3 separate regions of the Homo sapiens genome follow, and regions 1 and 2 are each linked to region 3. Evidence: chromatin loops called from intact Hi-C (ENCODE). Cell type or tissue: heart right ventricle. All regions are shown on one strand. Each heading gives the region's core, and the rest is flanking DNA. Links, peaks and the distances in the headings are about the cores only.

Region 1 (8,441 bases), core at 1-8,000, 56 kb after region 3:
ATGAAATGTGGATGCAGTCCATTACCTGGGAAAAAAGCAAAATGGACTCTACATAGAGACAAGATCCAAAGAGATATTCATCTGATTGCCCTGAGTTAACCAACAATAGGCCATAAGCTCAGTGAAGTTACACTGGCCCCAGTGCTTTCCTTAGCTGCTCTCATATAAATATTCAAAAGTCTTAGTCGGTGCTCACGCCTGTAATCCCAGCACTTTGGGAGGCCAAGGTGGGCAGATCACGAGGTCAGGAGATCGAGACCATCCTGGCTAACATGGTGAAACCCCATCTCTACTAAAAATGCAAAAAATTAGCGGGGCTTGGTGGCAGGCACCTGTAGTCCCAGCTACTCGGGAGGCTGAGGCAGGAGAATGGCGTGAACCCGGGAGGTGGAGCTTGCAGTGAGCCAAGATCGCACCACTGCACTCCAGCCTGGGAGACAAGGTGAGACTCTGTCTCAAAAAAAAAAAAAAAAAAAAAAAAAGTCTTGGCCGAGTGCAGTGGCTCATGCCCATAATCCCAGCACTTTGGGAGGCTGAGGCAGGTGTATCACGAGATCAGGAGTTCGAGACCAGCCTGGCCAACGTGGTGAAACCCCATCTCTACTAAAAATTCAAAAACTAGCCAGGCATGGTGGCGGGCTCCTGTAATCCCAGCTACTCGGGAGGCTGAGGCAGGAGAATCGCTTGAACCCAGGAAGTGGAGGTTACAGTGAGCCGAGATCGCACCACTGCACTCCAGCCTGGGTGAAAGAGCAAGACTCCATCTCAAAAAAAAAAAAAAAAAAAGTTTTTAGGGCCAGTCATGGTGGCTCACATCTGTAATCCCATCACTTTAGGAGGCCGAGGTGGGCAGATCACCTGAGGTCAGGAGTTCAAGACCAGCCTGGCCAACATGTTGAAACCCCATCTCTACTAAAAATATGAAAAATTAGCCAGGAGTGCTGGCTCACGCCTGTAATCCCAACTCTTCGGGAGGCCGAGGCGGGTGGATCATAAGGTCAGGAGTTTCGGTCCAGCCTGGCCAATATGGTGAAACCCCGTCTCTACTAAAAAAAAAAAAATACAAAAATTAGCCAGGCGTGGTGGTGGGTGCCTGTAGTCTGGGCTACTCAGGAGGCTGAGGCAGGAGAATCACTTGAACCCAGGAGGCAGAGGTTGCAGTGAGCCGAGATCGTGCCACTGCAATCCAGCCTGGGCGACAGAGCGAGACTGTCTCAAAAAAAAAAAATAGCTGGGTGTAGTGGGGCATGCTTGTAATCCCAGGTACTTGGGAGGCTGAGGTTGAGGGTGCAGTGAGCTGAGATCGTGCCACAGTACTCCAGCCTGGATGATAAAGTGAGACTCCATCTCAAAAAAAAAGTCTTTAGGCCAGTGTGATGGCTCACACCTATAATACCCCGTGCTGGTATTGTTTGAGGCCAGGAGTTGGAGACCAGCCTGGTCAACATAGCAAGACCTCGTCTCTCCAAAATAAATAAATAATAAATAAATAAGCTAGGTATGGTGGCATGCACCTGTAGCCTCAGCTACAGGGGAGGCTGAGGCAAGAGGATCCCTTGAGCCCAGGAGGTTGAGGCTGCAGTGAGCCATGATTGCACCATTGCACTCCAGCTTGGGCCAGAGAGTTGAGACCCTATCTCTAAAAAAAATTAAAGTAATAAAATATCATTACATTCTTGTACCGCTTTATAGTTTAGAATGTATTTCACATATTCCCTGTGTGCCTCTCATAATCCTCCAAGACAAGGCAGCTATTAACTCATTTTTATGGATGAATAAGCTGAAACATGCAGAAATAACTTGCTAAAGGTGGAAACAATCCAAATGTCTATCAGCTGATGAATGGATAAATAAAATATGGTGTATCCATACAATGGGATATTATTTGTCAATAAACAGGAAGTAGTCATATATGTTGCAATATGGATGAGCCTTGAAATTATGCCAGGTGAAAAAAGCCAGTCAAAAAGACCACATTATTGTATGATTCCATTTATTTGAAATGTCCAGAATAGGCAAATTTGTAGTAACAAAATAGATTGGTTTCCTAGGGCTAGGGGTTGGGGGGAAATGGAGAGTGACTGCCAATAGGTATGGAGTTTCTTTTGGGAGGATAAAGAAAATGTTCTAAACTTCATTGTGGAGATGGTTACACGACCAAATATACTAAAAACCATCAAGTTACATACTGTTTTTTTTGAAACAAAGTCTCACTCTGTTACCCAGACTAGAGTGTGGTGCGATCTGGGCTCACTGCAACCTCCACCTCCCGGGTTCAAGTGATTCTTCTGCCTCAGCCTCCCGAGTAGCTGGGATTATAGGCGTGTGCCACCACAACCAGCTAGTTTTTGTATTATAGTAGAGACGGGTTTCACCATGTTGGCCAGGCTGGTCTTGAACTCCTGACCTCAAGTGATCCCCCCTGCCTCAGCCTCCCAAAGTGCTGGGATTACAGTCCTGAGCCACCGCACCCGGCCGAGTTACATACTTTAAATGGATGCATCTTATGCATTGTGAATTCGATCTCAAATTATCATTTGGGACATGAAGGATGTCTCAAATACAAACACAGAGCAAGTTAAACACTGTTGAACTTGGATAGATTACGGTGATGTCAGTACAATCACTGCCACAACTGTGCTGTGTTCTCCCCCTATCTTGGACTGGAGGCAGCAGCTTCAGTGCGATAGAATCAAGATTAATAGGGTCAAGGGAATTAGTGATAGCCCACCATTTGGCCAACAGCATTAGTGGTCTCTGGTAATATCTATTCTGTGGAGATGGATGTACCCAATAAAGTTGGGGGACAGAGTCACTGGCCCACAAATCCCAGGTAATCACATTAAGAGATCCAGCCTGCTCTGCCTAATGTTATTACTTTCTCCCTGTGGAAAGGAGAAATATGACACTCCAGGGGACTACATTCATTGTTTACTCAGTCAATCAACATTTATTGAGCACCCACAGTGTGCAGAGCTAGTATCAGACCAGGATTTGAAAAGTAAAAAGTTCTTCCCCTGAGGGATCTGCAAGATTAATGAAGTCTCTGCCCTCAGGGAGCTGGGAAACTGCTGGGGGAAAAAGTCTTCGGTTTCAGGGCTCTCCCAGTCAGATGGGGAAAGGAGAAAACCACCCAGAAAAGCAATGTAAAGATACTCACAGCACTACACTCTGACCAACTGAGCTAACCGGTTGGCAGCCCTAAGGACTCTTAAAAGATAAGGGAAGTCATCCTGCAAATTAAGGACTTGGCAGCTGTGGGACCTCAGTGTTAATTAAAGGTGTTTTGAAAGCCCAAGTTAAGGATGTTAGAGAAGTGTGCTTTGGAAGAGGCAGAGAGACAGAGATGGCAGACAGACACGGGGAATGTATTCTGAGGTTCTCTGCAAAGGCAGAAGGAGAAGCAGTACCAGAATGCGAAGGACTGGTAAGCAAAAATACTAGAACATAAAAAGAAATCAGTTTCTGTCCTGAAAGACACCACAACCTAGTTGAGCCACATTAACAAGCTTATTTGCGCTAACAAGGGGTAGGGTAAGGGTGGGGAAGGATTGTGTTATGAGGATATAGGAGTGGCTCAGAATCCCAGGTTGCAAGTCTCCCAGCACTGTACTCGGCCATAGTTCTTAAACCGCATGTGAATCTATAATTATCTCAAAGAGCATGTTGAGATGAGGGAATTGCAACCATGTGTGAGGTGAGGGTATAGTGTTCTAGTGTGTCATAGTGAGAGACAAGGCTCCATCCCGAGGCTGTAGGGGACAGTCCATTCTTTCAGTGGTTGTTGGTGTCCCTTGACTTGTGGCATCACTCCAAAACCTGCTTCCATGGCCACAGTGCCTCCTTCCTATGCCGCCGCCTCTCCTCAGTGTGTGTGCTCTGTGTGCCCTCTTATAAGGACATATGTCATTGGATTTAGGGCCCAGTTGGCTAATCCAGGATAAGTCTTTTCTTCAAGATCCTTAATCACCTTTTGTCATATAAGGCATTACTTGTTCAGTATGTAAAGGGTATGAGAAGCCTGTGCAATGTGGCAAGACTCCTATCTACAAAAAAAGAAAAAGCCAGGCTTGGTGGCATGTGTGGACATCTCTTTTTGGGTGGGAGGGCACCATTCAACCCACTACAGAAAGGTAGGGGCAGATAAATGATTACTAGGATTCTGACCCAGCCAATCAAGATAGAACACACAGAAGAAACAGCAGCCTTCAGGGCTTGAACTTCAGGGAGGGAAGTTCAAGTTTTAACTGAATTTGAGGGTCTTGTGAGGATACTCAGTAGGCAATGGGATAAATGTTTCAGCAAAGAGCTGGGTTGGAGCTGCAGGTTATTCCTGACATGAGTGGCATAGCTGAAACCAAGGGAGTGGACGAGCAAATCTGGAGAGAAAAGATAGGGCAGGCTGAGGACAGACCCTGAATAATGCTAACTTTAGGAGTCAGGCAGGGGACCAGAAGCCATCCATGAAGGGAAGAAAAACCAGGAGAAAATGGGAAGGCTGAAAGCCAAGCAAGGAAATAGTTTCAGAAAATGAGTTCAATAGTGTCAAATACTAGTAGGGTAGGACTGGAAAGAAACCTTTGATTTTAGGAACTTAATGTTGACAGGCAGATAAGCTTTTTTCTCTCTTTAAAAAAATTTATTCTCATTAAAGAACACTTGAAATGCATGAAGTACAAAAGTATAGTTACATCAACCAAACACAATTATTAGCATTTCCATCCATTTTTTAAAACATTGTTTTCAGTCAGGGTTTCACTCTGTCACCCAGGCTAGAGTGCAGTGACACGATACTTCACTGCAACCTTCACTTCCTGGGCTCAAGTGATCCTCCCACCTCAGCCTCGGAGTAGCTGGGACTGCAGGCATATACCACCACGACCCAGTACATCTAGTTGTTTCTATATATAGGTGAGCTTGTGAGTTTTTTTGGGTTTTGAGATGGTATCTCACTCTATCTCACCCAGGCAGGAGTGGTGTGATCATGGCTCACTGCAGCCTCGACCTCCTGGGCTCAAGCAGTCCTCCTCCCTCAGCCTCCTGAGTAACTGGGACTGCAGGCACATGCCATGACACCTGGCTAATTTTTTTTTAAAAATTTTTGTAGAGACAGGGTCTTGCTATGTGGCCCAAGCTGGGCTTGAACTGGCCTCAAGTGATCCTCCTGCCTTGGCTTCCCATAGTGCTGGAATTATAAGTGTGAGCCACCATGCCTGGCCTAGGTGAGTGTTCTTTTTTTTTTTTTTAACACAAACAGAACTAGGTGAGCCTTCAAGGAAAGAAAAAAGACTGTGTGCATGTGTGCGTGCATGCCCGTGAATGCCTGCCTTGATTTCCAACACACGCGTCCTCCTTTAAATCCTCCCTGAGCTGGAGACTGACTTGTGGGCCCTGGGAGAGTGTGTGGGAGTGTGGAGAGTGACCTTTGGACCTGGGTACTTTCCGGCCCCTCCTCCCATGGAAGTTGCTGCACTGATTTGGCCTGTGCAAACACCAGGCACTTTTCGCTGGGTCAATATTTCACATCCGTTGTCAGGGTCTAATCCATCTTCAACATCTGTTCCCTGGGATGTTGTGCACTGCTCTGCCACCTATGACCCCTCATGGTCTTTGTCCCCAGAAGAGGATCTCTACAAGGTCCCCAGGGCTTTCTCCAGCTTGAGGCTGCTCGGTTCTTCTCTTTTTTTCCTCTTTAAACCCTCTCACCTTTGCCTGAGCCAATAATCTCCCTCAAATTACAGGGAGAAGCCCCTTCTGTCTGGAAGCCTTCCCTGGCTCCAGAACACAGGGACGTGGTAGCTGCTGTTGTGTAGAATTCAGCAAACCTCACCTGCCAGTGGGTCCAGAACACGTTCTGACCCAGTGTCCTGCTTGCCACCTTGTACTTCCTGACTGCTGCTTCCTGCTGTGAGCCTGCTGGAGCCCTGGGGACACACATTTACTTGAATAACATCTCAAAATAGACTGGGAAGACAAAATGTACTACAAGGGGCCAGGCACCGTGGCTCATGCCTGTAATCCTAGCACTTTGAGGGGCTGAAGCAGGCGGATTGCCTGAACTCAGGAGTTCAAGACCAGCCTGGGCAACAGGGTGAAACCCCATCTCTACTAAAATACAAAAAATTAGCTGGGCGAGGTGGTGGGTGCCTGTAGTCCCAGCTACTCAGGTGGCTGAGGCAGGAGAATTGCTTGAACCAGGAGGTGGAGTTTGCAGTGAGCCAAGATCATGCCAAGGCACTCCAGCCTGGGCGACAGAGCAAGACTCCATCTCCAAAACAAACAAACAAACAAGAACCCAAAATATACTACAAGGTGTAACTAGAAATTGTTTTCAAGATTGGTGCTTTTGCACCATTGATTAGACGAGGCAACCAAGTGCATTTATTTTGATGCATGCCTGTCTTGTTCCTCTAATCAACTCCCAAGAACAGGGACAGACTGGGCATGGTGGCTCATGCCTGTAATCCCAGCACTTTGGGAGGCCGAGGCGGGCAGATCACCTGAGGTCAAGGGATCGAGACCAGCCTGACCAACATGGTGAAATCCCGTTTCTATTAAAAATACAAAAATTAGCTGGGCGTGGTCGTGGGTGCCTGTAATCCCAGCTACTTGGGAGGCTGAGGCACGAGAATCACTTGAACCCGGGAAGTGGAGGTTACAGTGAACCGAGATTGCACCACTGCGCTCCAGCCTGGGATACAGAGCAAGACTCGTCTAAAAAAAAAAAAGAAGAAGAAGAAGAACAGGGACAGATTTCTGTTCATTCTCCTCAGTGCAAATCTCTGGCCCCAGCTTTCCTCATCATTATTCAAACCCAACATATATTCGGCATTTACTATAAGCAAGTGCTGTTATTAAGCCCATTTATAGATGAGGGAGCCAAGGCTTAGCAAGGATAAAGACTTGAAGGCCGCACAGCTGCAGAAGGTCAGGCTGGACCAGGGTTTATGTTGTTAACACTAAATTGTTTGGAGAAACAGCAAACCCAGCTGTGGGGGAATGGGAGGGGTGGGTGTGGAGCCTGAGGCTAACTTCCTCCCACCCAGCCATTCTGTCCTCTCTGCAATAAAATTCATAGTCCAGGAAATTCCCTGCAAGTGACAATGACTCTTAAACTTTCCTGAAGATAAGAATTGCTGGGCCAGAGCCTCCTTCACTGCTTGCCATCCCTTCAGCTGATGGTCAGTAACTCTTTCTTTGCCAGTAGCCTGCCTGGCCTTCCAGTTTACCAGAGAGGCCCTGGTGATGAACCAGGCCCACCTCCCATCTTCCGGAACCCATCCCTGCCACCTCACCCAACCCCACCCTCCTTCCCTCTTTCACTCTGGGAGTTTTTGCAGTTCATCTGCTCAGCCAAAGAGAAGTAACTGCTAATGTTAAGCCGAAATTTGGGTCAGGCCAGGAGGCACCTTTAAAATAAAAAATTTACTCGGGTACAGGAAACAGCTATAAATGATCTTGGAAATGCAGGCACTCCATCTGGTTACACACTCCAGGCAATGCCCAACAGAGCATCTGAAGGGGCCTTGCTTATCAACTGTCATGGATTCAGGAAGCCAAACAGACCTGCCTGTTACCAAGGTGTCTCCTGCAGGCCCCTGCCTCCAGAAATGACCACCCCTGAGATGAAAACTTCTCTTGGGAAGAAACTGAGAAGGAGCTTTTAACAATTTGCTCAGGGCTTCCCACTCTTTGTTGCTGGGACATTCTTTCTGTAGCCAGCTTCAGTCCCTGTTAACACATAGTGAACAACAGTATTATTTTTGTTGTGTTCCACATCTGCCGTGTATAATCTCCTTTTATTTTTTTCTGAGTTAACTTTGTTTTCTTTTTTCTTTGTTTTTTTTTTTTGTTTGTTTGTTTTTCTGCTGACTACCTACTTATCTGTCATAACTTTGTTTTTATTGTGGTAAGAACACAATGTGAGATCTAGCTTCTTTTTTTTTTTTTCATTTTAAACAAGAAGTTTATTTAAACAACAAGACGCTTGACTTGAAGGGAAAACTATGTAGGATTCTTTTTTGTTTTAGAGTAATTTATCCTTACTTAAAGACAGATTACCCTACATGTAACAGCTACGTACAAAAAAGTTATAAAATTGTCCTTGGTTTTACAATGATAAATGAAAAACATTAAAATTCTCCAATTGAACAAGGTATGCAAGGATTTTTATGTTGTTGTTGTTGTTTTGTTGTTGTTGTTAAAACAGTGAGAGCAAAATAACTTACTGGAATATAAAGATAGGAGCTGAATGAGCATGCCACTAATGGAGAAAGGGGGTATTTTCACAGAATCAGTATTTTTCCCCATCCCGTCTCCCCTTGATGTCAGTCAAAACATACCATTGGCTGTTTAGTTAAAAAAAAAAAATGCAATATGCTTGTGCACATATACCAGTTACTTTACGTACAATAAAGGAATGGGGAAGGGGGAAATGAAAG
Region 2 (8,936 bases), core at 1-8,000, 66 kb after region 3:
TAGCTGGGCATGGTGGCGGGCGCCTGTAGTCCCAGCTACTCCGGAGGCTGAGGCAGGAGAATGGCGTGAACTCGGGAGGCGGAGCTTGCAGTAAGCCGAGATCGCGCCACTGCACTCCAGCCTGGGCAACAGAGCCAGACTCCGTCTCACAAAAAAAAAGTAGGCATTGAGTGCTTATATGGTAAGCACTGTGTTAAGCACTTCATATTTGATGATTTTAACCCCCACAACAAAACATTAATCGTTAATATGTGATAATTAACAAAGTTATGAATAAATCCATTTCACAGATGGGTCACGGAGAGAGGTTGAGTAAATCACGCATGGTCATACAGGGTTGGGATTTTTTTATTTTTTTGAGACAGAGTCCTGCTTTGTTGCCCAGGCTGGAGTGCAGTGGCATGATCTCAGCTCACTGCAGCCTCTACTTTGTGGGCTAAAGCAATCTTCCCACCTCAGCCTCCTGAGTGGCTGAGACTATAGGTGTGCACCACCATGGCCAGTGAATTTTTGTGTTTTTTGGTTGTTGTTTTTTTTTGAGACAGAGTCAGGGTTTCACCTTGTTGGCCAGGCTGGTCTCACCCACCTCGGCCTCCCAAAATGCTGGGATTATAGACATGAGCCACCGCGCTCTGCCAGAATTTTTGTATTTTTTGTAGAGACGGGGTTTCACCATGTTGCCCAGGCTGGTCTCAAACTCCTGGGCTCAAGCGATCTGCCAGCCTCAGCCTCCCAAAGTGCTGGGATTACAGGTGTGAGCCACCATGCCCTGCCTACAGAGTTGGGATTTTAATTCAGGCAGTCCAACTTCAGAGCTCTTGCACTTAATTACAGATGCTCTGTGTCTCTTTCCAGTTCTCCTTTCTCCAAATGGGATCATTCTACCTCTGTAAACCTGTCCTTATGACTTCCCTTTGAGTCAGGAAACCTAGTGCTGATGCCAAAGACCCTGAATAGATTTCTATTAGGGACGAGAGCCATGGAACGTTCCCTTTCCATCACTTAATTCAATCTCTGATGAAGTCCACACCAGTCATTCCCCCTGCACAGCCATCTTGCTCATATCCTTCTCAACAAAGTGGCTCCTAACCCTATCTGGAGGACTAGATAGCCATTCTGGCAGAACAGTGGCCCTAGTCACAAGGGAAAAAGGAACCCCTGTTTGCAAAGCAGCTGTATTTGCTAAGTAAGACACTTTGACAGGCTGAGCATGGCCTGTAATCCCAGCACTTTGGGAGGCCAAGGCGGGCAGATCACTTGAGGTCAGGAGTTCGAGGCCAGCCTGGCCAACATGGTGAAACCCCAGCTCTATTAAAAATACAATAATTCGCTGGGTGTGGTGGCAAGTGCTTGTAATCTCAGCTACTCAGGAAGCTGAGACAGGAGAATTGCTTGAACCTGGGAGGCTGAGGTTGCAGTGAGCCAAGATCACACCACTGCACTCCAGCCTGTGCAACAAAGTGAGACGCCATTTCTTAAAAAAAAAAAAAAAGGACACTGACAAAATGCCTTTTAAGGAAATGATATTTGGGGAGATATGCTGTCAGTAGTTTCGATAGGAACTCAGCATTGAGTTCCTACTGAGGAAACAGCAGAGAACATCTGTGAACATCTGTGGTTGGGTTCTCCTTCATGTTTCACCTCTTTCACATACCTCACATACCCCTGCATCCATCCTGCCCATCCTCTATTCCATTTGTCCTGTCATTTTTGACCCCGAGTTTTGACAACCCCAAACCTTGTCCCTCCATAAAGTAGACAGGCTAGTAGGTCATCATGGTGAAGAGCCCAGACTCTGGAACTAGACTGTCTGGTGGCAACTTTAGACAAGTCACTCAACCGCTCTTGGCTTTGGTTTCCCCATTTGTAAAATGGCATTGACAATTATAGTCTCTGCTACAGCTAGATGAGTTAAAATGGGTAGAGCATTTAGAGCAGCGCCTGACACACGCTGATTGTAAGCACTCAATACGTGTTCTTCCCTGCCACCTGATTAACAGCTTTGTGAAATTGGGCAGGTCACTCTGAAAGAGGGTATGATTATGATGTAGTGATTAAGAGCACTAGGTTTGACATCAGATGCCCTTGAATCTTGACTTTTTTTTTTTTCTGGAGACAGGCTCTCATTCTGTCACCTAGGCTGGAGTACAGTGGTGCAATCTCGGCTCACTGCAGCCTCAATCTCCCAGGCTTAAGTGATCCTCCCACCTTCAGCCTCCTGAGTAGCCAGGACTACAGGCATGCGTACACGACACTTGGTTCTGTTCTTGTCTCCTGTCCATTCCACCCCCGAGCCAGCAGTCCCAGGAGACAGCCTCTTCCTATTCAGTATCTCCCCCATGTAGGAGCTTAAGTAAATGAAATACCACCACCCCTCTCCCATCTTACCTTGAGATTAGGAAAGACTGTGGTTGAGGGCAGCCTGTGTTACTGAATGTTATCTTCGTGGGCTTGGCTCCAGAGCCCTCAGCAGGAAGAGGGACTGGACCTGCAGCCTCAGACTCAGCACTGGGACTTATAATGAACAGAGTCCTGAGCCCTCTGGTGGGGAGTATTGGGTTCCATTCTGCTTGCTCCTTGCAGGGCCTTTCCAAGAAGTCAAGGGCCCTTGACACTTTAAGGAGTGCCCACATCATGTCAAAAATATTAAAATGCACTGACATCCCACAGAATTTTTTTTTTCTTTTTGAGATGGAGTTTCGCTCTTGTCGCCCAGGCTGGAGTGCCACCACGCCTGGCTAATTTTTGTATTTTTATTAGAGATGGGGTTTCCCCATGTTGGTCAGTCTGGTCTCAAACTCCTGACCTCTGGTGATCCGCTCACCTCAGCCTCCCAAAGTGCTGGGATTACAGGCGTGAGCCACCATGCCCTGCCTGAAATGTGGTTTATACATAAACTATATATACAAACTGAGTTGAGTTGCAGTTGGTTGAGATTTTGTTTTGTAGCCATTTATTTCAATATTTATCCAATGCCATTTTGCAACTGTCTTTTTTATTTTGAAAACAATAACTTTTTTCCAGGTTTCAATAATAAGCCCTAGCTCCTAAGCCATTGTGTCTAAGGGATGGGCCAGCAGTCCCTCCAGTGCTTAGGCTGACTTGGTTGGATTCCCTGGTCCCAGAGCTTGTCAACTCCAGAGCCCATGTGAACCATGCCCACCCTATCTATCTATTCATCCACCCATCCATCCATCCGTTCGTTCATTCGTCCATCTGTCCATCCTTCCATCCATCTATCCACCCACCCATATCTATCTGAGCTGTCTATGGTAGAAAAAAAGCAACTTGGGCGGAGGCTAGAGAAGACAAGCATGGTGTGAGACTGCCCTCTAGAGATTGCTACAGGAAAGTGCAGGTGGGGAGCTCCCTCTTTCAGGATAAGATCAACCCCACCACTCGTTCACTCATTCACATTTATTGAGCGAGTACCTACCTATACCCGGCACCGTGTACTTACCTGTTCTGGGAACAAAAGACAAATACAAAGAGAAACACCACACGTCCCTGTTCTCCAGGAGGTCACCATGTTGTAGCAGTGACTGCAAACACATAAACAAATGATTACTGTTCTGTGCAATGACTACTGGAGTAGATGTGCACCAAGTTCTATGGGAGCACTGAAGGCAAGGAAATAAGTCTGGGGCAATAGGGGAGGTCATCACAGGGAAGGTGGCATTCAAGATGGGCCTTGAAGGATGTGTAGAAGTTTGCCATGTAGTGCTGGGGAGGAAAGGCATTCGGGGCAGAAGGAATGGCAGTGTAGAAATGCAGGCTTGTTGAGGGCCAGCAAGAGGTGTGGCAAAGCTGGAGCATGCATAGTACCGAACAGTCAAGACCCAGCTAGAGAGGCAGGTGGGACCAGATAGTGAAACTCCCACTCAAAAAACAGGAAGTGAGCCAGGTGTGGTGGTGCTCACCTGTACTCCCAGCTACTCGGGAGGCTGAGATGGAAGGACTGCTTGAGCTCAGGAGTTTGAGGCTGCAGTGAGCTATGATCACACCTGTGAATAGCCATTGCACTCCAACCTGGGCAACATAGTGAGACCCTGTCTCTTAAAAAAAAAAACAGAAAACAGGCCATGCCCAGTGGTTCATGCCTGTAATCCCAGCACTTTGGGAGGCCAAGGCAGGAGGATCACTTGAGGCCAGGAGTTCAAGACCAGCCTGGGCAACATAGCGAGACTGCATCTTTACAAAAAAAAAACAAACATTAGCAGGTCATGGTGGCATGAGCCTGTAGTCCCAGCTACTTGAGAGGCTGAGGTGTGAAGACCACTTGAACCCAGGACGTGAAGGCTGCAGTGAGCCATGATCGCACCACTGCACTCCAGCCTGGGTGAGAGAGAGAGAGAGACTCCGTCTCAAAAATAAAACAAAGCCGGGTGCGGTGGCTTATGCCAGCACTTGGGGAGGGTGAGGCGGGCAGATCACCTGAGGTCAGGAGTTTGATACCAGCCTGGCCAACATGACAAAACCCCATCTCTAATAAAAATCCAAAAAATAGGCCAGGCGCGGTGGCTCACGCCTGTAATCTCAGCACTTTGGGAGGCCGAGGCGGGTGGATCATGAGGTCAGGAGATCGAGACCATCCTGGCTAACACGATGAAACCCCGTCTCTACTAAAAAATACAAAAAAAATTAGCCAGGTGTGGTGGCGAGTACCTGTAATCCCAGCTACTGAGGAGGCTGAGGCAGGAGAATGGTGTGAACCCGGGAGGCAGAGCTTGCAGTGAGCCGAGATTGCGCCACTGCACTCCAGCCTGTGCCACAGAGCAAGACTCCATCTCAAAAAAAAAAATTAAAAAAAAAAAATAGCCCAGTGTGCTGATGGGCACCTGAAATACCAGCTACTCAGGATGCTGAGGCAGGAGAATAGCTTGAACCTGGGAGGCGAAGGTTGCAGTGAGCCGAGATCACATGCTATTATTGCACTCCAGCCTGGGCGACAGAGTGAGACTCCGTCTCAAAAAATAAAAACTAAAAAGCAAAAAATAAAATATATAAAACAAAAAAACAAAACAAAAGTAGGACATGTCGCACTTAAACTTAAGACTCTTTTTCTTGCAGCAGTGGTTTAAACAGAGGAACAAACAGGAAGATCTTGTCGCCTTTGAGGGGCTGTGGTTGGGCCCCTCAAAGTGACTTTGGAGGTTCTACGCCACTCATGGTCACCCAGTCCCCCAGTTAATCCCAAGTGGGAGCTCCCAAGCAATTGCTGTGCCTGACAGAATGTGCCAGGTACTTGATATGAGGTTTGTCAAATGCCCAGATCCCAGTGATTGCAGTCACCCTGCCCTCTCCCGTTTTCTGCAGACCGAGACGCGGGCACCCAGCACCGCACCTGGGCCCACTTCATCCAGATCATGAAGGTGGAGGAGACTGCAGCCAGCAAGTGCAACTGGCCAGCAGTCACACAGCTCCATGACTCCAAGGTTGAGTTCCTGCTGCCTCACTGGGTCCTCTGTGGCCAGCAACAAGCCACGTGTCACCACCAAGAGGCCCGACATCTTACAGGTGAAGGGCCCTCTCACCCTGGGTGTGACCAAATAAACTCCTCAAGAACACCAAACCAAACAAAACAGGACGTGATGCTCTGACCAGAACTCTGTGCCAAACAAGAGGGAGGCCTGACCCAGCCATTCAGAGAATCAGGCATATCCAGGACCAGGATCTCAGACACTGAGACACAGTACCTGCCTCTCAGGTGGTCTCAGCTGAAGACATTAGTGCTGAGATGATGAGGCCAGGGTGGGTGGGGAACTTTCAGGTGGGAGTACAGGTGAGACAAGGGAGCAGAGCATGCTAAGAGGAGCCAGGAGAGCTTCCAGAACACCTGTGGCTCTCCTATCTCCCTAACAATTCCTGCTTCACTCGAGTTTCCTTCCTGGACAGGAATCCTGTCTTCACCATCAACTGGCTGCGAGACCTTGAGAAAGTCACTTAATGATGCACTGGCTGGGTGAGGTGACTCACGCCTGTAATCCCAGCACTTTGGGAGGCCAAGGCAGGAGGACCACTTGAGCCCAGGGCTTTGGGGCTGCAGTAAACTATGATTATGCCATTACACTCCAGCCTGGGCAACAACAGAGAGAGACCCTGTCTTTAAAAAAAAAAAAAAATGCTGGGTACAGTGGCTCATGCCTGTAATCCAAGCTCTTTGGAAGGCCGAGGCAGGCAGATCACCTGAGGTCAGGAGTTCGAGACCAGCCTGGCCAACATGGTGAAACCCCATCTCTACTAAAAATACAAAAATTAGCTGGGTGTGGTGGCACATGCCTGTAATCCCAGCTATTCAGGAGGCTGAGGCAGGATAATCGCTTGAACCCGGGAGGCGGAGGTTGCAGTGACCAGAGATCGCGCCATTGCACTCCAGCCTGGGCGACAGAGAGTGAGACTCCATCTCAAAAAAAAAAAAAAAAAAAAAAAGAGTAATGGAAAGCCCATCCTTAAGCTTTTGTAGGATACATGGTGGCCCAGCCAAAGACTGGATTTAATAGCCCTCCTTGCAACTAGTTGTGGCCATGAAACTAAGTTCTGGCCAATGGAAGGTGAGCAGTAGGGAGCTGTGCAACTTCTAGATCCCATGCTTAGAAGGAAGAAAGTTGCTTGCTCTTCATTTTTCTCCTTCCTGCTGATTGAGAAGTGGTAACACCTGGTGTAGCCACCTTAGCCACAGAGATGGAAGCCACATGTTGAGGATGGCAGAGTCACTCTGAAAACCCCGGGCTGCTCACCTCTTACTGCTACATGAAAAATAAATGATCTTCTTTCGGATCTATCTTACCTAAGCCCCTGGATTCTGGTGCCTCTTTGTTATAGCAGATTACCATGTACCTTTAATTAATGCAGCATGTTTTTTAAAAATAATCCTTTCCTGTTAGAAAAGTGGGCAAAAGGCATTAGGTGATGGTTTACTCACACAAAAAAGGGCTACAAATGGCCTTTACATATGTGAAAATATGCTGAACTTCACTTAGAAGAGAAATGCAAGTTAAAACCACACTATGAGACTATTTTACATTAATCACATTGGCAGAAATTCAAAGGCTCAACCATACACTCTGTGGCAAGGCTGTGTGGGAAATAGGTATTCTCATAGTTGGCTGGTGGGAGTGCAAAATAGACCAGGCGCAGTGGCTTACGCCTGTAGTCCCAACACTTTGAGAGGCCAAAGTGGGAGGATCGCTTGAGGCCAGGAGTTCCAGGCTGCAGTGAGCTATGATTGCACCACTGCACTCTAGCCTGGGCAATAGAGAAAGACCCCAACTCTAAAAAAATAAAAAATAAAAAAAAAAAAACAGAAGAAAATAAACGTATCAGAATTGGCACTATCTTCCTCCAAGAGGGCAAAAGCTTGTCCCCTTGCTCCATGAGGGGAGTATTTCATGCTCTGGAGCTCCCCATGGGCTCAGGCTGCATCTGATCTCCAAATGAGATCAGATCCTTACTTCCCCTTTCCCCGTTTCCCCCGCTTCCCTTATGTCCTGCTCCGGAGAACAGTCTGTCCATCAATCACTTGCACAAGCATCCCGGTTTCAGGCTATGCTCTAGTGAACCCAGCCTAAGATACATGACGCTTACTAACCAGTCAGTAGCAAGGAAACGGAATGGCCAGCACTCGCTTCAGGCTCTGCCTCTGTGTGAGTTGCTGACACACAGAACATCGCAGAGGAGGAACACCGGGCCCAAACCGGTGAGTGATTAAGAAGAAGAAAACATGGTTCTTGGTAAGGCAATCAAACTAACAGAGGTGCTCTGGAAAGTCACACTCTTGGGGGAAGAAAAGAAGTAACCCTTGACCAGGCGCATGGGCTCACCCCTGTAATCCCAGCACTTTGGGAGGCCGAGGCAGGCGGATCACCTGAGGTCAGAAGTTCGAGACCAGCCTGGCCAACATGGTGAAACCCTGTCTCTACTAAAAATACAAAAATTAGCCGGGCGTGGTGGTGGGTGCCTGTAATCCCAGCTACTCGAGGCTGAGACAGAAGAATCGCTTGAACCAGGGAGGCGGAGGTTGCAGTGAGCTGAGATCATGCCACTGCACTCCAGCCTGGGTGACAGAGTGAGACTCCATCTCAAAAAAAAGAGAAAGAAAACTGCAAGATATTTTCTTTGTTTTTGTTTTCAGACAGGGTCTCACTCAGCTGCTCAGGCCGGAGTGCAGTGGCACGATAATAGCTCACTGCAGCCTTGATCTCCTGGGCTCAAGCGATCCTCCCACCTCAGCCTCCTGAGGCCCGGCTTTTTTTTTTTTTTTTTAAGTAGAGATGAGGTCTTGCTATGTTGCCCAATATGGTCTCAAAATCCTGAGATCAAGTGATCCTCATGCTTTGGCCTCCCGAAGTGGTAGGATTAAAGGCGTGAACTACTGCATCTGGCCAGATCTTAGCTGTTGGAATAAGGGTATTGATTCATTAATTCAATAATTTACTAATCGAGCACCTACTCCATGCCAGGTACTATCCTAAGCACAGTGAACAAAACAGGCAAAGATCCCTGCCCTCAAGGAGCTTAAATTATAGAAAGAATAAAGATGAAAAATACAGTAGTAAACATAACAAATAATGATATGGGTAAGAAGTTCATAGAGACTAGGGAAGAGACAATTGCAATCTTAAATAGGGAGATCAGGCAGGTCTCACCGAAAAGGCAAGATTTGAGCAAGACATGAAAGAAACTAGGTGCTGGGAGCGGTGGCTCACGCCTGTAATCCCGGCACTTTGGCAGGCTGAGGCGGGAGGATCACCTGATGTTGGGAGTTCGAGACCAGCCTGACCAACATGGAGAAACCCCGTCTCTACTAAAAATACAAAATTAGCTGGGCGTGGCGGGCCTGTAGTCCCAGCTCCTAGGGAGGCTGAGGCAGGAGAATCGCTTGAACCTGGGAGGCAGAGGTTGCGGTGAGCTGAGATTGCGCCACTGCATTCCAGCCT
Region 3 (8,409 bases), core at 410-8,409:
CATCTCTATTAAAAAAAAAATTAGCTGAGTGCAGTGCTGCATGCCTGTAGTCCCAGCTACTCAGGAGGCTGAGGTAGGAGGATTGCTTGAGCCTAAGAGTTTGAGGCAGCAGTGAGCCATGGCTGCACCACTGCACTCCAGCCTGGATGACAGAGACCCTGTCTCAAAAAAAGAAAAGAAAGGCCGGGCGCGGTGGCTCATGCCTGTAATCCCAGCACTTTGGGAGGCCTCAACTGAGGTCGGGAGTTCGAGACCAGCCTGACCAACATGGAGAAACCCCGTCTCTACTAAAAATACAGAAAATTAGCCAGGCATGGTGGTGCATGCCTGTAATCCCACCTCCTCAGGAGGCTGAGGCAGGAGAATTGCTTGAACCTGGGAGGCAGAGATTGCGGTGAGCCGAGATCATGCCATTGTACTCCAGCCTGGACAACAAGAGCGAAACTCTGTCTCAAAAAAAAAAAAAAAAAAAGGAAAAGAAAAGAAAAAAAAGGTCAAATTATGTTTGCTCTTGCATGAGAGGGCCTCATGCATGTAAAGTAAAAAATTGAGCCCATGCACTTTTAGATAAACTGTTTCACCATGGAATTATTGCCTGCATTTCCTCGTATTCTAGGCTGCCTATGACATAAGAGCCATCTTGGATGGTACCCGAGACAGGTGCAAGATGGCAAATGGTACTTGCCATGTGACTACTTTTGCTTTGTCTTTGGCCTCCTTGCTTTCATTTCCCCCAAGCTTCTCTCCCTGTTTAATCTCCAAGGCTGAATCCTGTCTCTCCAAAGATCCTGAAAGAGCATCTCCTTCAAAGTTTGCCTACTGGGGACAGGCATGCTGAATCTAGCTTGCAGAAATGTCTACTTCTGGGGCATAGTAGCGCATACCTATAATCCTAACACTTCGGGAGGCCGAGGTAAGGGAATCACCTGAGCCCAGGAGATTGAGGCTGCAGTGAGCTGTGATCATGCCACTGCGCTCCAGCTGGGCAACAGTGAGACCCTGTCTCAAAAAACAATCAAACAAAAAAACCTATGTGTATATATAGTATGTGTGTATATATATATAGTACATATATACACATATATAGTATGTGTGTATATATATATAGTACATATATACACATATATAGTATGTGTGTGTATATATATATATATATATATATATATATAGTATGTGTGTGTATATATATGTAGTTGCCAACAACTAGAAAATGCAGATTTCCATTTCTTTTGGAGAGGTCTCTATTCCTTCATGCCAGCAATCAACCAGAGCTCAGTAATGCCTCCTGTAGACATTTCCCAGTCTGCCCCAATGCCCAACACTCCTTTTTGTTTCCCTGACACAGGAGCCAAGTGACAGTTATCCTTATATTATTATTTTTCTTTTTTTTTTTTTTTTTTTGAGACAGAGTCTCACTCGTCACACAGGCTAGAGTGCAGTGGCATGATTTCGGCTCACTGCAACCTCTGCTTCCTGGGTTCAAGCGATTCTGTTGCCTCAGCCTCCCGAGTAGCTGGGATTACAGGTGCCTGTCACCATGCCTGGCTAAGTTTTGTATTTTTAGTAGAGAACGGAGTTTTATCATATTGGTCAGGCTGGTCTCAAACTCCTGACCTCAGGTGATCCACCCACCTTGGCCACTCAAAGTGCTGGGATTACTCAAAGCAAGTGTGAGCCACCATGCCCAGCCTATTTTTCTTATAGTAGCATTGAGACATCTCTTTTTTAGAGACATGGTCTTGCTATGTTGCCCAGGCTGGTCTCAAATGCCTGGCCTCAGGAGATCCTCCTGCCTCAACCTTGGAAGTAGCTGGGATTACAACCATGAGCCGCTGTGCCCAGCTCAAGAGAGGTGACATTTTCTTAAACGCAGCCCACTTCTTTCATTTAAACTATATGCCTGACCCTATAGACATCTGAATTTATACCAGTTCTGCTCTAGTATCTCTGGCCTCCAAGCAGTTTCAAGTGAAAACAAAAGCTACTTCCACCAGGGCTGAGCAGAAAGCTTTTTTTTTTTTTTTTTTTTGAGACAGAGTCTTGCTCTGTCACCCAGGCTGGAGTGCAATGGCACGATCCCAGCTCACTGCAACCTCCACCTCCCAGGTTCCAGCTATTCTTCTGCCTCAGCCTCCCAAATAGCTGGGATTACAGGCACCTGTCACCATGCCGGCCTAATTATTTTTGCATTTTTAGTAGAGACGGGGTTTTGCCATGTTGGCCAGGCTGGTTTCAAATTCCTGAACTCAGGTGATCCGCCCACCTCGGCCTCCCAAAGTGTTGGGATTACAGGCGTGAGCCACCACGCCCAGCCAGAAAGCATTTTAATTCCCTGGTTTTCAGAATAAGAATTAAATCTGACCCAGGTGATGCTGGGACCCCCCCCCCCACCCCCCGCTCAGACTTTTCAGATGTGGACTTTATTTGGTTCTACAAGACTTCTCTTAACAGTCTTAGCAACCACTCCCTGCTCACCTGGTAGTTCCCACCTATTGTCTTGCGTAACAATTTTGTTGGTGCCAACACCAAAAGCAGTCTTGTAGCCTTGAGGAATAAAAGGAGGAAAGGCAAAAGACATGGCCTAAGGAGAATACAAAGGAGTGAGGGGAGCTGCTGGTGGCATCCTGAAATATACATACATCATGGTGTAAGGGCCTCTGCCGTCAGCTACAGGTGACTAAGCCACTTATTAAGAGGCAGCTGCAGTGTAGTAGCTAAGAACTCAGATTTCGAAGTCTCTGTCTGGATTTAAATCCCAGCTCTGCCACTTCCTAGTTGTCTGAACTCAGGCAGTTTATTTAACCTCCTGCCTTAGTTTCCTCATCTGTAAAGTGGCTTCTCCCAGTTATGGAGATTAAATGAGTTTACTCATTTGACTTAATGCAACACAAAGTTCTTAGAACAGTGCCTGGCACATAGAAGGTACCCACAAAGTGCTCTCTACCATTACCAGCTGTGTAACCCTGGACTGTGAACTTCCTGATGGAAGAGGCTGTGTCTCTGCATTCTCAGCTCCTAGCAGTGTCTAGAAAAGATACTAAAAATGAGATGTTCATATGCTCCTTGAATTAATGGGCTGGAAGAATGAATAAATGCATGAACTAATTAAGCTTCTCCAAGGTTCATTTTCCTTAGCTATATAACAGAAGTGTTGTTGTGAGCATTAGGTAAGTAACATTTGTTATTTACATTGTTAAAACATCAACCTTGGGTCCTTCTCATATAGCTGGCACTTAAAATGCTTGTTTCATTCACTTACAATAGACTATTGAAAACCCACTTACCAAGTAGCAGACATTACACTAAAGCATTTATAAACATAATGTCTCATCCTCATAATAACCTATCATGGATACTCTTTCCTCTATTACAGATGAGAAGACTGAGACAGAGAGACTAAGGTAAGAGGCACAGCTGGGGTTGGAAGACATGTCCATCTGACCCCACAGCCTGTCTCTCCATGCTCCCCTCACTGCCTTTTCCTCTCGGCAGGCCATCCATAAATAGTGTGACCATAAACTAAAGTAACTGATCTCCTAACTCCCAAAAGCAATCTTAGTGACTTTAGTCTCTTAAGAGTCAGTTGGGGACAGGCACGATGGCTCATGCCTGTAATCTCAGCACTTTCGGAGGCCAAGGTGGGCAGAGCACTTGAGCCAGGGGTTTGACACCAGCCTGGACAACATGGTGAAACCCCACTCTACCAATAAATAAATAAATAAATAAGCCAGGTGTGGTGGCGTGTGCCTGTAGTCCCAGCTACTCAGGAGGCTGAGGTGGGAGGATCACTTTAGCCCGGGAGGCTGAGGTTGCAGCGAGTAGAGATCACACAACTGCACTCCAGCCTGGGAGACAGAACTAGACCTTGCCTCAAAAACAAAAAGAAAAAGAAAAAGAGAAAAATAATCAGTTGGTCCCACATCATTTTCCTTAAAGTCAACTGCTTTAAATTCCCATCTCCAACAAGGGCTTGGATCTCTCCAGATTTGCCATAACCTGGTAACAGCTGTATTGTTTCTACTTGTATTTATTTTCACTCTCTTTCCCTTCTTTTCTCCAATGTCCACATTGTACCAGGGCTCCTATTAAGGGTGTAATTAGAATATTTTCTAAGCTTCTATGGAATTCCTGAATGTTAGAGCTGGGAGGAATCTTTTTAGAGGAGGTTTTGAACTCTCTGCCCTCTGCCAGTCTGTGCTAGGGGAGGGGACTTGTACCCAGCCAGAGAGCAAGAAATCAGAAGCACCATCAAAACCCCAGCTTCCTGGTCCCCAAGTTATCTTCCCATTATGCTGGGTTAGTGGACAGACAAAGTGGACTAAGTGCTTTAGAGAGTTTTTAAAAGACTAAGGCTGGGTGCGGTGGCTCACGCCTGTAATTCCAGCACTTTGGGAGGCCAAGGCAGGTGGGTTACTTGAGGTCAGGAGTTGGAGACCAAGTTGGCAAACATGGTGAAACCCCGTCTCTACTAAAAATACAAAAATTAGCTGGGCATGGTGGCAGGCGCCTGTAATCCCAGCTACTCGGTAGGCTGGGGCAGGAGAATCGCTTGAACCTGGGAGGCGGACGTTGCAGTGAGCCCAGATCGCACCACTGCCCTCCAGTCTGGGTGACAGAGGGAGACAGTGTCTCAAAAAAAAAAAAAAAAAAAAAAAGACTAAGAGCTGTACTACCAATGTAACAAACACAGTAAATAGCAAAATAGCATCTTCAGTTTTTCTTAATGACACAAGAAAGAGCATTGTGTCATTAAGGAAGGGTATTAGTCCACCTTTCCAAGTAGGATATAGTTAAGACACTGAAAAAATTCTCATGTTTCCTTCCATTTTAGTATAGGGTTTGATCTTGAGATCTTCCAAGCCAGAGGCTGTCAACAAGATCCTGGTTAGACAGCACGAAAATGTCCTACATTGGCCACCAGGGGGAGGGAATGAGCACTGGGACGGGTCCACTGGGACGGGTCCATTGCGGGTTATTTGGAAAAAACTCAGAGGAGGGTCCCTGTCTTATTTCCACTTCTGAAGGACTATACCTGTTGACTACTCTCCTCTTCCCTGGAGGTGTTGCAGAGGGTGGAAAATGTTTAGTGCTTTCTTTTATCTTTCTTTCTTTCTTTCAAACTCCAGCCTGTTGCCCAGGCTGGAGTGCAATGGCACGATCTCAGCTCACCGCAACCTCTGCCTCCTGGATTCAAGTGATTCTCCCGCCTTAGCTTCCCGGGAGCTGGGACTACAGGCATGCACCACCACGCCTGGCTAATTTTGTATTTTTAGTAGAGATGGGGTTTCTCCATGTTGGTCAGGCTGGTCTCAAACTCCCAACCTCAGGTTATCAGCCCACCTCAGCCTCCCAAAGTGCTGGGATTACAAGCATGAGCCACCGCGCCCAGCAGTTTAGTGATTTCTTTTGCAAAACTGAATGAACACGGGCATCCTATAAATGATAGAAAACAATAATTTGGTGGTTGACTAAGAGAACCCTGGGAGAACATATTTCAAGTTGTAGCCAAGTTTTTTCATCTCTGACCTTCATCACCTGGACTTTTTTTCTAGTCTATAGGAATATATAGAGCACTGAAAGTTTCGCCTATTGTGTCTGTCTGTGAAGTCCCTCTCTTTCACCAGATAATAGGTTTTCCTTCACGTACCTCCTTTTCATCTTTTGGTCCTCATTTCCCTACTGGAAGCATCCCTCTGAAGGCCTCCAGTGGTTCTTGGAAAATGTCAAATTGGATGGGGGAAGAAAAGATGTGGAGGTAAGACCTCTGGATCTTGCTTTCAGCTTTGCCCCTCCAACTCAGTATGTCATAAAAATCCAAGCAATTATTTCCTCTCCCACTCCCTATCTTCTCTATAATTACAGGACCACTAGGAGGATAAAAGCTTCACATCTAGAAAAGTGCTTTGAGCTTTGATTCAGACAGGATAAAATAAGATGTTTTTTGTGGTCTTTTGACTTTTCGTTTTAGTCACACTTTGAATTTCAGCCCGGGGCCTGAAAGGGTCCTAAGCAAAATGTGAACTAACAAGGGAGGGATGGGGCACCCAATTGCTCAAGGGCTTTGCCAATAAGAAGTGTTGAGAATGACAAGTCACCTGTAGTGGGAACAATAAGAATCTTGCTGACTTAGATGCCATCTTTTATTCTTCTAGAAACTGAGAAATTCTGCAAGATTGGAAGATGCAATATTCAGATCAGGCTCATGCCTAGTCATTTTCTCCACAATATTCAGGGCATTGCTAACAAAGACAGATGGATCTGGATCCAAATCCCAGCTCTACTAGTTTCTAGAATGTGTGACCATGGGTGAGTAACTTAGCCTCTCTGTACCTCAGCTTCTGTATAAGTAAAATGGGGATGATAATAATATTCATTTTATGGAGCTGTTTTAAAGATTAAATGAGTTAATATTTCTAATACCCTTAAAGCAGTGCTTGGTTCAAAATAAAGGCTATATTGTAAAATGAAAATATAAACCAGGCGTGGTGACTCATGCCTGTAATTCCAGCACTTTGGGAAGCCCAAGTGGGAGGATCACTTGAGCTCAGGAGTTCGAGACCAGCCTGGGCAAAAAAGTGAGCCCCCCCACCCCCACCTCCATCTCTTAAAACAAACAAAAAAGAAAATATAATAATAAGATTGGCATAAATATTAAATTTTTTTGGAGTGCCTCGCACATACTGGTGCTTTCAAAACGTTAGCTCCCTTCCCACTTCATCCCCCAATGTGATATTTTTCCTAGAGTTCAAATCCCAAAGGAGAACTTTCTGCAAAGCCAGAAGAGTATTTTTTCAGGAGGGGTGAGAAATAACAACTGGAAATGAAAGAACACCAGGCTGGAAGGCGGTAGGGGCATCAGCAGAGGACTATGCCGGCCATGAAAAATGGGAAGTGTCTTGCTGGAAGGTTTCTCCAGACAAAGGAAGAACAGTGATGAAGAAAATGACCCAATGATGGGGATGAAGGGGATGAAGAGAGTTGTGTGAGTCCCAGGGATCGCTGGTGTCTAAGCGACAGCTCCTTGGTGGACTGTGGTTTAGGAAATCGGGGGAGGGCGGGAAATGAACGTTAATAAGAGGGACTGAGAAGGGGGGAGTCCCGGAGCCGAGGGACCGTGAGGGTGAGTGCCTGGCGCCATGGAACGCCACCAGGGAGGGCAGCGGGCTACCCTGGGGACCTGGGTCCCGTGTGGGTTTAAGGAGACGTGTCTAGCCAGGTTTTCAGGGGACAGGCACCAGGAGGCTGCGGTCTGGAGCCAGCACCGGGCTTTGGGGCGCTCTTACCCGCAATTCCTACTCCCCCGTCTCGCCCCGCTGGGCTGCTAGTCCAGCTTGCAACCACACCTGCCGGCCCCCTCCTCGAAGGATGAAGGAGTAACGCTCCCATTGGCTGCCAGACAGCCCCAACCCCAACCCGCGCTCGCCCTAACTTTGGGTCCGCCCGGCCCTCATATTTGCATACGGGGCCTTCTAGGCCTTCGATTGGCCCCTGCAGTAGCTGCCATGCCCCCTCCCTCCCGAATCCAATTAACCGCCCAGGCGCTAGGGGAGGGGCGCGCCCACGGTTGTCCCGGGAGACGCGGAGGACGCGCGCACCGCGCACCCGGGCGCCAGGGGCTGGACCGCCGCTCGCTCCCGCAGCCCTACCCTTGCCCAGCGAGCCAAGCCGCAGTCCCAGCCCATCCGCGCCGGTGCCGTCGGGCGCCGTGCGCGGGCGCGGCCAGAACGTCTGGCTCCAGAGGTCCAGCTGCGCGGGGCTGCGGTGAGGGAGGGGGGCACCTTGAATTTAGGCCTTCGGGAGAGGGCAAACCTGAAGCAGGAGGCACTGTGGGAAAACACTGGTTGGAGACTTAAATCAGCATCTCAGGCATATTAGTGCCTGTGTCACCTTGGGCAGGCCACGTTACCTCTGTGAGGCTTAGCTTCTTCAACAGGAAAATGGGTGTTGCAAACCTGTGATGACCGCTCAGGCGTATTGAACCCTGACCTCACCTCCAGAGTGTGGGGGTCATGGCCTCCAGTGAACTGATCAGTAAGAGAGGGCCGCCTAGACCGACTGAAGAGTCAGTGAGACTTAAGGGGTTAGGGGTCTGGGCTTCTCAGAGCAACCATTTGGTCTCAGGTGGAGAATCTGTAGTAGTGACTGGATTCAAATCATTGAAGATGGTCGGGCGCGGTGGCTCACGCCTGTAATCCCAGCACTTTGGGAGGCCTAGGTGGGTGGATCGCTTGAGCTCAGAAGTTCAACACCAGCTGGACAACATGGCGAAACCTCCTCTCTACTAAAAATACAAAAATTAACCGAGCGCGGTGCGCGTACCTGTGGTCCCAGCTATCGGGAGGCTGAGGCGGGAGGATCGCTTGAACACAGGAGGCAGAGGTTGCATTAAGCTGAGATCGCGCCACTGCA

The links. Peaks named below come from ENCODE experiments on the same cell type or tissue, not always from the same donor. Only the 100,000 strongest peaks of a DNase experiment are listed, where the experiment ranks them.
Region 1: it touches region 3 in a loop (4-fold over the local background); 99 of 110 quality-filtered maps call a loop at or near these places.
Region 2: it touches region 3 in a loop (10-fold over the local background); 107 of 110 quality-filtered maps call a loop at or near these places.

The regions. Positions count from the first base shown.
Region 1 is chr17:48,866,342-48,874,782 of GRCh38, forward strand. It overlaps the pseudogene SUMO2P17. Among named protein-coding and RNA genes, the nearest start is that of ATP5MC1, 22 kb to the right of the region's middle. In heart right ventricle, for the core only: no CTCF peak of the experiment used is centred there; DNase peaks (open chromatin) are centred at 3,800, 5,450, 5,980 and 7,050; H3K27ac peaks cover 4,837 bases.
Region 2 is chr17:48,875,804-48,884,739 of GRCh38, forward strand. LOC105371814 (a long non-coding RNA gene) reads right to left here. Exons shown (of 4, transcript NR_135674.1): 3 at 3,461-3,542. It overlaps LOC124900395 (small nucleolar RNA SNORA68), which reads left to right and starts at 5,037; the gene lies at 5,037-5,164. RefSeq lists an enhancer at 3,289-3,388. In heart right ventricle, for the core only: CTCF peaks have their summits at 2,537 (motif pointing left), 3,331 (motif pointing left) and 3,531; a DNase peak (open chromatin) is centred at 3,338.
Region 3 is chr17:48,809,687-48,818,095 of GRCh38, forward strand. It overlaps TTLL6 (tubulin tyrosine ligase like 6), which reads right to left and starts at 7,543. Exons shown (of 16, transcript NM_001130918.3): 1 at 7,284-7,543. The coding sequence starts at 7,386. It overlaps LOC105371813 (a long non-coding RNA gene), which reads left to right and starts at 2,554. Exons shown (of 4, transcript XR_001752926.1): 1 at 2,554-2,673; 2 at 3,374-3,401; 3 at 6,153-6,306; 4 at 6,743-7,272. RefSeq lists silencers at 7,249-7,298, 7,389-7,738. In heart right ventricle, for the core only: CTCF peaks have their summits at 4,916 (motif pointing right) and 5,118; DNase peaks (open chromatin) are centred at 4,928 and 7,495; H3K4me3 peaks cover 1,271 bases; H3K27me3 peaks cover 980 bases.